Regions from separate parts of the Homo sapiens genome. Here region 2 is linked to region 1. A link is an interaction called in ENCODE POLR2A ChIA-PET data of the cell type or tissue named here. Cell type or tissue: A673. All regions are shown on one strand. Each heading gives the region's core, and the rest is flanking DNA. Links, peaks and the distances in the headings are about the cores only.

Region 1 (5,380 bases), core at 154-5,153:
TTTTCAGTGGTTGCCCCAGAGTTTACAGTATAATCCAAGTCCACGTCCAAATAACACTATAACACTTCATGGGTATAACACTTCATGGGTAGTGCAAGTATTAGGTTGGTTGCATTACTTTTAATGGCAAAAACCGCAATCACTTTTGCACCAACCTAACATCGTAGAGTATCTTTCCAGCCTCATATAACGTTACTGTCATTTATTTCACTTACATACAAGCTATAATCACTGAATTCATTGTTACTATAGTTCTGTTGAACAAAGGATTATCTGTTAAATCAATTAAGAATAAAAAATGAAAGCTTTTATTCTACTTTATTCCTTCTCTAATGCTTTTTCCTTTTTAAATACAGATTTGAGTTTATGACTTATCATTTTCCTTCTCTCTGAAGAACTTTGTTTAGCATTTTTTGCAAGGCAGGTCTATGGTGACAAATTTTCTCAATTTTTGTTTGTCTGAGAAAGTCTTTATTTCTCCCTGCCTCTTTTTTTCCTTTTTTCGAGACAGAGTGCAGTGGCAGGACCTCAGCTCACTGCAACGTCTGCCTCTTGGGTTCAAGCAATTCTCATGCCTCAGCCTCCCTAGTAGGTGGGATTACAGATGTGTCTCATGCCTCAGCCTCCCTAGTAGGTGGGATTACAGGTGTGTGTCACCACATTTGGCTAATTTTTTGTATTTTTAGTAGAGATGGGGTTTTGCCATGTTGGCCAGGCTGATCTTGAACTCCTGGTCTCAAATGATCTGCCCACCTTGGCCTCCCAAAGTGCTGGGATTACAAGTATAAGCCACTGTGCCTGGCCTCTCCCTGACTTTTGAGAGATAATTTATCTGGATACAGAATTCTTGTTTTGCAGGGGTTTTTTTCCAACACAAAGTTTTTCACTCCACTCTCTTCTTGTTGCATAGTTTCTGAGGAGAAGTCCAGTGTAATTCTCATCCATGCTCCTCTATAGGTAATGCATTTTTTTCTCCCTCTGTCTTCTTTAAAAACTTTTTCTTTGCCTTTGGTTTTTCTTCTGTTTAATATGACATCCCTAGGTGTAGATTTTTTGGGGCATTTATACTTTTAGGTGTTCTCTCAGCTTTCTGTGTCTGTGATTTGGTGTCTGACATTAACCTTGAGAAATTCTCAGTCATTATTGCTTTAAATATTTCCTCTGTTCTTTTCTCTCTTTTTTCTCTTTCTTGCATTCCCATTATGTGCACCTTTTGTAATTGCCCCATATTTCTTGAATATTATACTTTTTTATTAACTTTTCTTTTTGCATTTCCATGTTGGAAATTTCTATTGACTTTTCTTCAGGCTCATTGATTCTTTACTTGGCCATGTCTAGTCTATAATGAGCCCAACAAAAAAGTTCTTCATTTTTTTTTTTTTTTTGTGACAGAGTTTCACTCTTGTTGCCCAGGTTGGAGTACGATGGCATGATCTCAGTTCACCACAACCTCCACCTCCCAGGTTCAAGCGATTGTCCTGCCTCAGCCTCCCAAGTAGCTGGGATTACAGGCATGTGCCACCACTTCCAGCTAATTTTGTGTTTTTAGTAGAGACAGGGTTTCTCCATGTTGGTCAGGCTGGTCTCAAACTCCCAACCTCAGGTGATCCATCCACCTTGGCCTCCCAAAGTGCTGGGAGGCATTCTTAATTTCTGTTACAGTGTTTTTCAACTAGCATTTTTTAATTGTCTCTTAGAATTTCCATCCCTGCTTATATAACCCATCTGTTCTTGAATGCTGTCTACTTTTTTTCATTACAGCCCTTTGCATATTTACTCATCATTATTTAAAATTTGTAGTCTGATAATTCTAACATCCTTGTCATATCTGAGTCTAGGTATCTGATGCCCACTCTATCTCTCCAAACTATGTCTTTTAGTATGCCTTGTACTTTTCTGTTGAAAGCTGGACATGATGTACTGGGAAAAGGAACTGAGGTAAATAGGCCTTTAGGGAGATGGTGGTGGGGTATGAGTGGAAGGGAAGCATCTTATAGTCATATGATTAAGTCTCAGTCTCTAAATGAGCCCGTCCCCCTGGGCTATCAACTTTACAGTGTTTTTGAGTCCTACCTTCTACCCAGTCCCATTCTTTAGGTGAGACAGAAAGGCTAGATGGGGCTGGAATTGGAAAATTTCCTTCCCCAAGTCCATTAGGCTCTGGTAAAACATCAGTAAGTTAGGCTCTGGTGAAATAGTTTGTTTTTGTTTTTTGTTTTTGTTTTGAGGGCAGACCTTGCTAAGACAGAGTGCTCTGGGAGTGTTTCAAAATGGCTACTTCTTCTTATCTTCCTCCCCATCTCACAGAAGTACAAGGGGATTCTTCTTCTTTGATCTTCACTGTGAGAATATGGTAGAGCTCCTGGAGATAAAACTCACAAAAGTGTGCCCCATCCCTATCATGACTAGGTACCCCTGGAGTTTTGTTTTTGTTTTCGTTTTTTGAGACAGTCTCACCCTTACGCCCAGGCTAGAGTGCAGTGATGTAATATTGACTTACTGCAACCCCTGCCTCCCAGGTTTAAGTGATTCTCTTGCCTCAGCCTCCTGAGTAGCTGGGATTAGAGGCGTGCACCACCACACCTGTCTAATATTTTGTACTTTTAGTAGAGGTGGGGTTTCGTCATGTTGGCCGGGCTGGTCTTGAACTCCTGACCTCAAGTGATCCGCCCACCTCGGCCTCCCAAAGTGCTGGGATTACAGGCATGAGCCACTGCACCCAGCTCCCTGGAGTTTTTAACTGTAAATTTGTCCACACTGAAACTCCAGCAATTGGTTAATTACAGTGTTTACTCTGTGACCCCAGTTCTCTGGTGGATCTAAAAAAAGTTGTTGGTTTCTAGTTTGTTCAGCTTTTTTCTTGTGTAAACCGAAGTGACAACTTCCAAGCTCCTTAAATGCTGGACTAGAAACCAGAAGTCCCAGCATTCTATTTTCAGGTTTTCCTGTGGACTTTCTCCAAAGTCCTTTGCATTTAGGACAAAGTCAAAACCTGAGATAGGTGAAGGAATCAGGGGTTCCTTAATGATTTTATCAGGATAGACAATTATCTTTCTGGGGTGAAGGTGTATGTCTGAGATCAAGTCAGGGAGGAGAAGGCCTCTGAGAACCACCCTCCTCATATACCTCTTCACTCCACCCCCAACATCCACCTGCTGAGGCTTTACAGGATAAAAATGGTGAGTGCTGAGGTTACTTTCATTGCTATTCCAGATAACAAGCCATATTGATATTCAAGGAAATTCTCAGTTCATGCTCTGTTCAGAATCCTCAAAAGCAAAGAAGCTTCTTGGTCTATACCTAAGTATGCAGAGTGCTTCCCCTTGGGTCAGACAAGAGATCTGAATAATTTTAGGAAGAACCCTGTGCTGCTGTCCCTGCTGTAAGGAGCAAACCTCAACCTGCCTTGGGCCTCACTGTAGTCTGAGTCCCCTCTACATGAGGTGTGGCATTGAAGAGAAGAAGAATACAGCCTGATATCCCTGTCCTGGTACAGTCAGAGGAGGAAGATTGTATTACAGGCTCTTTCGTTCTCCCTTTCTGGACTCCATGGAGGCATCCATAGGACTCGAAGGCTAAGTCCAGTTCCTGGGACCTACACACCTAGGCACTTAGTAGAAAGATTTCCCTGGGCATTGTAAGTTCCTATGAGCCTTTGAAAGGAAGCCTCAGCAGCTTTCCAAAACTAGGCTCTCACCTTGTCATGGAGCTCAGAAGGAGCTCAGAATGGGAAGAGGAATGGCATCTCTCTGGTGGAAACATGTTCACCCTAGATGGAGCCTATTTTCCCTGAAAAGGTAAGTTTTTATCAAAAGGAGAAGAGGGGCAAGGGCCCTGAGTCTGCTAGGGATTTGGCTCAGATTTCACTTTCAGGGCTCCAGGATGTTTCCAGGTCACATGTGGGGTAGGCAGAGGGTTGAGACTTGGGGCCAGGAAGCAGATCCCTGCTGTGTATCCCTAGAGAGCAAGATCCTTTAGTTCCAGGCTCAGCAAAATTCTCACTTTCTTCCTCCAGACCTCATTTTTCCAGCAGACCCCACTGACAATTTATAGAAAGCTGTAGTCTCTCTCGGCAGAGCAAAGCACATAAACACATTTTTCATGCAATTTCAAGGAACTCACAGACTTCATGACTTTATCCATGGACCTTGCTCTATACCAAGGAAGCTGGCCCAGGATTTTGAAGCCCAAGGCCTGAGGCATAATGGAGATGAATTGTCCCCTGGGCACCTTGCTCACCTGAAGAGCCAGGGCCCATGGATGTGCTTCAAGCCCCATCGCCATGTCCTAGATGTACTCACAGCCCAGCCCATTCTAGAAAGTGCACTAGAGTTTGGAGGCACAGCCATGTGCTTGCAGCAGCTGGAAATTCCTGGCTTAATTCTCACAGTCCATCAGCAACTCAGTCCACTCCCCATGTGCCAGGACATAGTCACACACATAGCAAGCCACCGGCATGTTGGTGACAGCATCCATCAGTAAAGCACTAGCATGGAGAAGAACATGTGTGGGTGGCACAGGGTCTCCCTGATTTTCGCCTATGGCTCCCTGGCCCCAAAAGAGGGTGCTCATTTGAATGTTAAGCATGACCACACAGAATCCCACTTAATAAAGATCTCAGCACTGATCTTAATGCCCTACCCTGTCCCCAACACTTGGGGAAGACTAGAGAGTCCAAGAAAAACAAAATGGCACTTAGCCCAGGCACACTTACTTCTTCTAGGTCTGCCCATAGTGGGTAGGATTTGGCAGTAAAGGAATTTCTGTACCACTTGATGGAGTGAAGTCTCTATGTGCTCCTCACTTTCCCAACCCTGCCCTGAAAGAAAAAAATCCCATGAATTAAAAAGTGGCTAGAGAGGAACAGGAGTGGCCAAGGACAAGTGCATCCCAACCAGCATCCTCTCTGCTTGCCAGGCAGAGTGCTCTTTGCTCTACCTCTTGCCCTGCTTGTCCAGCATCAGCAGCACAAGCAGGGTACCAAGGCTGGCACCCACCCCAGAGCTTTAGTGGTTAGAGATATTTCAGGGCTCTGAGTTCCACTCCAGAAGAGACACGAGGTGCCGGAATGGGAGAGTGGTTCTCTCGGCAGGGTGACAAGGAAGAAGGAACCATGGAATTTATGGGGCACAGTGTGACAGAGCTGAAGGGGTCTTAGAGCATGTGAACCAATTCTAGGTGGGGAAACTGAGGCTCAGAGGGGCTGGACTGGCAGATGGCATGTTAGGTCAGTGCTGACCTAACCTTAGGTCTACTTGGAGCCTTGACAGTCTTACTAACGATGTGAGCTTTTTATTTTGTAAATGCGACCTCCCTTTCTCACCCTATCCCTGTCCCCTAAGGAAGAATAGGTCTGTCAGCCAGCACTTGGTGCTGAATC
Region 2 (5,380 bases), core at 239-5,238, 280 kb after region 1:
TTCTTGATTTGATTCTCAGCTTGGTCACTGTTGGTGTATAACAGTACTACCGATTTGTGTATATTGATTTTGTAAGCTGAGACTTTACTGAATTCATTTATCAAATCCAGGAGTCTTTTGGAGGAGTCTTTAGGGTTTTCTAGATACAAGGTCATATCATGGGCAAACAGAGATAGTTTGATTTCCTCTTTTCTCATATGGGTACTTTGCATTTCTTTCTCTTGCCCAATTGCTCTGGCTAGGACTTTCAGCACTATGTTGAATAGAAGTGGTGAAAGTGGGCATCTTTGTCTTGTTCCAGTTCTTAGGGGAATGCTTTCAACTTTTCCCCCATTCAGTATGATGTTGGTTGTGAGTTTGCCATATACGGTTTCATTATTCTGAGGCATGTTCCTTCTAGTCCTAGTTTGTTAAGGGTTTTTATCATAAAGTGATGCTGGATTTTATCAAGTGCTTTTTCTGCATCTCTTGAGATGATCATGCGGTTTTTGTTTTTAATCCTGTTTATATGTTGTATCAAATTTATGGACTTGTGTATGTTGAACCTTCTCTGATCCCTGGAATGAAACCTACTTCATTATAGTGAATTTTTTAAATATTCTCTTATATTTGGTTTGTTAGTATTTTGTTGAGAAGTTTTGCATCTATGTTCATCAGGGATATTGGTCTGTAGCTTTCTGTTTTGTTGTTGTTGTTGTTATGTCCTTTCCTGGCTTTGGTATCCAGGTCATACTGGCTTTGTAGAAAGAATTAGGGAGGATTCTCTCCTTCTCAATCTTTTGGAATAGTTTCGCTAAGATTGGTACCAATTCTTCTTTAAATATCTGGTGGAATTCAGCTGTAAATCTATCTGGTCCTAGGCTTTATGTTGTTCTTGGCAGACTTTTCATTACTGATTCAATCTCACTACTTCTTACTGATTTCTTCATGATTTCTATTTTTTCCTGATTCAAAGTAGGGGGATTGTGTTTACAAGAATTTATCAATTTCCTCTAGATTTTCTAGTTTGTCAGTCATCACACATATTGTTTGTGGTCATTTTTTCAGGTGTGTACTTTTAAAATATTGTTTCATTTGATTAATGTAGTTTAAAAGCAGTATGAAAGAGTGTGCTTCTAGTAATGGTAGAGTAGCTTGCATTGTATTAACCTTCCTGCAAATAACAATAATACACTCTAAATAAAATGTTAAAATTTTAAAAAGCATTTATTTCCCAGTGTTATCTGCCAGCATGTTTCTGGGTTTTTTTGAGTCAACCAGCCTTGAAAACAACTTAATCTTTGTTAATACTGAGAATTACAATGTTGATATTATGTAGATGATGGAAAATTTTGGCTCTTAGGACTTATTTTGTGAAAAAGAATTATTATCACAAGAACAGATGAGATAAGAATTATTTCACAAGTCTCTGGACGATTTCCTTTCGTTTCTGTAGAGCCATTGTCTTTTTACCTGGAAAAAATGGAAAACTGCTCCCACACTATTGGACTGTTTCCTTGTGGATAAACCCAATTATCCTAGTATGCCCCCCAGCAAATGACTGCACCAACTAGAATGAGTTGTTGCAAACTGCTGTGTCACTTGGACCTGAACTTTTAAAAAACATTCCACATCTCTCACTTTAATCACGCTAAAGTGCACTTATTTAGGTCCTGGCTGTGCATGGTGTTATACCCAGCAAGTTAAACATATGCAGCCTCTATTGTCAAGGCAGACGACATCATGTCAAAGCAGTACAAACAAGTCAGCATAAGCACTGATTCCTTTAAGTCTGTGGTCTACTGTGCCTACAGGATACCAAACATCTGGATGAAAGATGAGGCTTTCAGTCAGGAAGTTTGCTGCTCTTCCAGATAATTGAGTGGACTTTTATATGAATTGTATAAAACCAGCAATGATAATAGTTATAACAACTTATATTTATACTATGATTTACAACTGCGGAGAATGTATGTTTGTGTATGTGTATGTGTGTGTATATAAAGCCTCATTTAATTACCATATCTTTAAGGAATATGTGTAATTATCCCATTTTACAGATGAGGAATTTGAGAGACTTTATCAAGCATGTATTGATCTCATACTCTGTGCCAGAAACAGAGCCTACAAAGGAGAAACAAAATAATCCCTGCCTTAAAGGTGCTCACAGACCAAAGGAGGAGCTTGAAATTGAATGAACCTGACTTGCCCAAGGTCACACAACTAGTAACTGTCAGATCTGGGACTCAGTCCAACTTTTCTGGCAGCGAGTTCAGCACTCTCTTCACAGCTGCCTCCAATAAAAGCCAAATGCACTTACAGAGCAGTGACTGGAAAGGAGAAGGGACAGGGGAGCCACTGGAGTTGGGAGAGTCTTATTAACGTCAAGATCAGAAATGAAGAGCAAGTCGTTAAAATTACAATCACAAAGACTATGACCAGACATTGGAAAAAGCTTCTGATGTAACGTTTGGTTAAAAAAGAGAGAGAGAGAAAGATAGCAAAACACAAATGGCATGTCTACCAAATTCACTTGATATACATGTGGACACACACAGGATGAACACATGGCAAATTAAAACAGCTGGATTTTTTTCAGGTGGCAGGGTTATAACCAAACTTTCCCTTTTTTTCTTTCCTTTTTCTAAACTATAAACCTTTACTTTATAGTTTCATTTATGTTGCTAAAATATAAACTCTAGATAGGAAAAGGGATAACAGAAATATTAAGGCTTTCATAGACAGACAAGCCTGGATTCACATCCCACTTTTGCCAATGACTTGTTGTATGATCTTGGGAAAGTTATTTAACTTCCCTCTGTCTCAGTTTCTCTGGCAGAGAATAATGTTAACCTTGTAGGATTGTGTTTAGAATTAGAGATTATATGTTAAACACCTAGTACACACAGAGCAGCCACTCAGCCTGTAATTAATTTTGTCATGATTACATAGTGTGAACCAAGAAGTGTGCTTGAGAATATTGCTAGGCCTGCTGTGAGCCACAGGTTTGGCCAGGAGTCTGCAGCGACATCTTTAAAACAAGGAACAGTAACCTGGAATCATCCTTATCCATAGCAAAAACAGGTATTGAGCCAAGTCCTAGGGATATAAAAATGTATAAAACACTACCTTGTCTTAAAAGAATTTATTATCGATCTCTTTTTCTACTCAATAAACACCTAGCACCTCCTGTAAGTCAGAGACTAAAAGAAGAACTAGAGGTATGAAGATAAATAGGACACAGTCCTTACTATAGTTCAGTGAGGGAGAAGCAATAATGGAAACAGATTAATACAATATAGTGTGGCGATCGTAGCCTTGGGTGTATGGGAACACAGATCGATAAACACCTCATCCAATCTGGTGTGGGAAGAGGGGAAGTCTAGGAAGAATTTTTGAAGGGGGTTGGCTCCTGAGCTGAACCTTAGTGTATAAGTGGGAGTTAGTTAGGAAAAAGGGACTGGGCGGAATGTAGTCAAGATCCCAGGCAGAGAGGAAAACACATGCAATAGCATTTTAGAGAACCACAAGCAGTGCAGTCTTGCCAGAGCACAGAATTTGAAGCAGGGGATGAGGTTGGAGAGGTGGGTAGGAACCAACTCATATGCGGTTCTGTACACCGTATCCGGAGAGCAACAGAGGATTTGAAACTGAGGAGACAGGCATTAAGGTAGCCAGAGTGACATTTCAGATAAGGCCTCTGCAGCCCTGTGGGATTCCAGGTTCCCTGTGGAGGGAAAACTTGCACGGGACAAGCCTGGCTGCAGTTAGGGGTTACCTTGAAGGGTTCAGAAGTAAGACGCATTTGGATTGGGATGGTGATCATAGGGATGGAGATGAGAGGTATGGAAATCAACTGGCAGGACTGTCTTTAATGATCCCAAGAGCCCAGTGAGAAGTAGAAAGGAAATACTTAAACTTCGGGAAAGGCTTTGTCACAGACACAGTCTGGGAAAGCTTCATGGAGGAGGTGGGACATGAGCAGCCCTTTAAAGAAGAACGGGACCTAGGTGGAGAAGAGGGGCAGATCTCAGGCAGGGAAACAGAATTGACAAAGCCAAAGAAGCAGCATTATTTAGGTGGTGTTCACAGAAGAAGTAGGTCAGTTGGCGGTAAGAGGGTGTGATCATCAACATGCCTTCTACATTGTGAATTCTCATCCCCATCATAGGGAGAGCATTTGTGGCAGGATAGATTACATTTTCTCCCCTAAATCCCCTCGTTTCCTGAGGCTAGGCATAAAGAGAGACTAAAATAAGCTCAAGGTAGAGAAAGATTCAGAAATTCTTCTAGATTATAAATCCAGAAAAGATATGACAGAGTTGCCCCCAGTGGCATGGAAGGGCTAGTGGTTGTATGGTGACTTCAGGCTGCGACCAGACAAGGATAGAGCCCTTTTCCTCTGCTCCTTTCTCATCCTCGCCTCCAGCCCCACTCCCTGTCATCCACGGGCTGTCAGGGGTGACTGGCTGAGAAGTGTGCCAAGAAGAAGCAGCACAATCGGGAAGGGTGGGCCCCTGGGGAGGGAAAGACAGTGTCCAAAAGCGAGAGATTTCCTTACAACCTGGATATCATAGGGCTTCCCCAAGGGTTAAAGCAGGGGTCAGCATACTTCTTCTGTAAAGGGCTTTGTGTGAATTCACTCTGCCTCAACTACACAGCTCTACCATTGTGGAGAAAAGCAGTCACACATAATACATAAAGAAATGAGCATCCCTCTTTCAGTAAAACTTTATGGACAATGAGACTTTAATTTCATAAAATGTTCACACTGCAAAATACTATTCTTTTTACATTTTTAAAAACCATTTAAAAATGTAAAAATTATTCTCAGATCATATACAAAAATAGGCAGCAGGCTAGATTTAGTGTGCAGAGTGTGGTTTGCCATCCCTGGCCTAGAAAAAGGATCTCATGACAGATGGGGAGCCAGGATGGGTCAGCTGGCATAGAGGAGCTACTCACTACACTCCTGTGGAATCTATGTGGGATGGAATATTGGACCGAACTTGAAGAAAAGAACTGCCCTCTATGCTTTTATGAATTTCACAGGTACTTCTCTGACTGACAGTAAGTTGTGTAGTCATGGATTGTACCACCCTTTCCCCCACAATTAAGGATGTAGTGATGGAGTTTTACATGCTTTTATATTAATTACATTTTAAAATATTGCTTCCTATATTTCTATAAACTATATCAGGGTAATTAAAGTCCTCAAAAAAAAACTAAATAGTAAAACAAAAGCAGGCCAGGCACGGTGGCTCATGCTTGTAATCCCAACACTTTGGGAGGCCAAGGCAGGCAGATCACTTGAGGTCAAGAGTTGGAGACCAGCCTGGCCAACATGGTGAAGCCCCATCTCTACTAAAAATACAAAAAATTTAGTAGAAAAATTTTAGTG

Evidence for each region. Peaks named below come from ENCODE experiments on the same cell type or tissue, not always from the same donor. Only the 100,000 strongest peaks of a DNase experiment are listed, where the experiment ranks them.
Region 2: POLR2A ChIA-PET joins it to region 1 with 5 read pairs; 2 of 35 experiments call an interaction of 5 or more read pairs at or near these places.

The regions. Positions count from the first base shown.
Region 1 is chr1:115,480,432-115,485,811 of GRCh38, reverse strand. No RefSeq gene overlaps it. Among named protein-coding and RNA genes, the nearest start is that of NGF, 140 kb to the right of the region's middle. In A673, for the core only: no CTCF peak of the experiment used is centred there; no DNase peak of the experiment used is centred there; H3K27me3 peaks cover 390 bases.
Region 2 is chr1:115,196,014-115,201,393 of GRCh38, reverse strand. No RefSeq gene overlaps it. Among named protein-coding and RNA genes, the nearest start is that of NGF-AS1, 84 kb to the left of the region's middle. In A673, for the core only: no CTCF peak of the experiment used is centred there; a DNase peak (open chromatin) is centred at 2,253.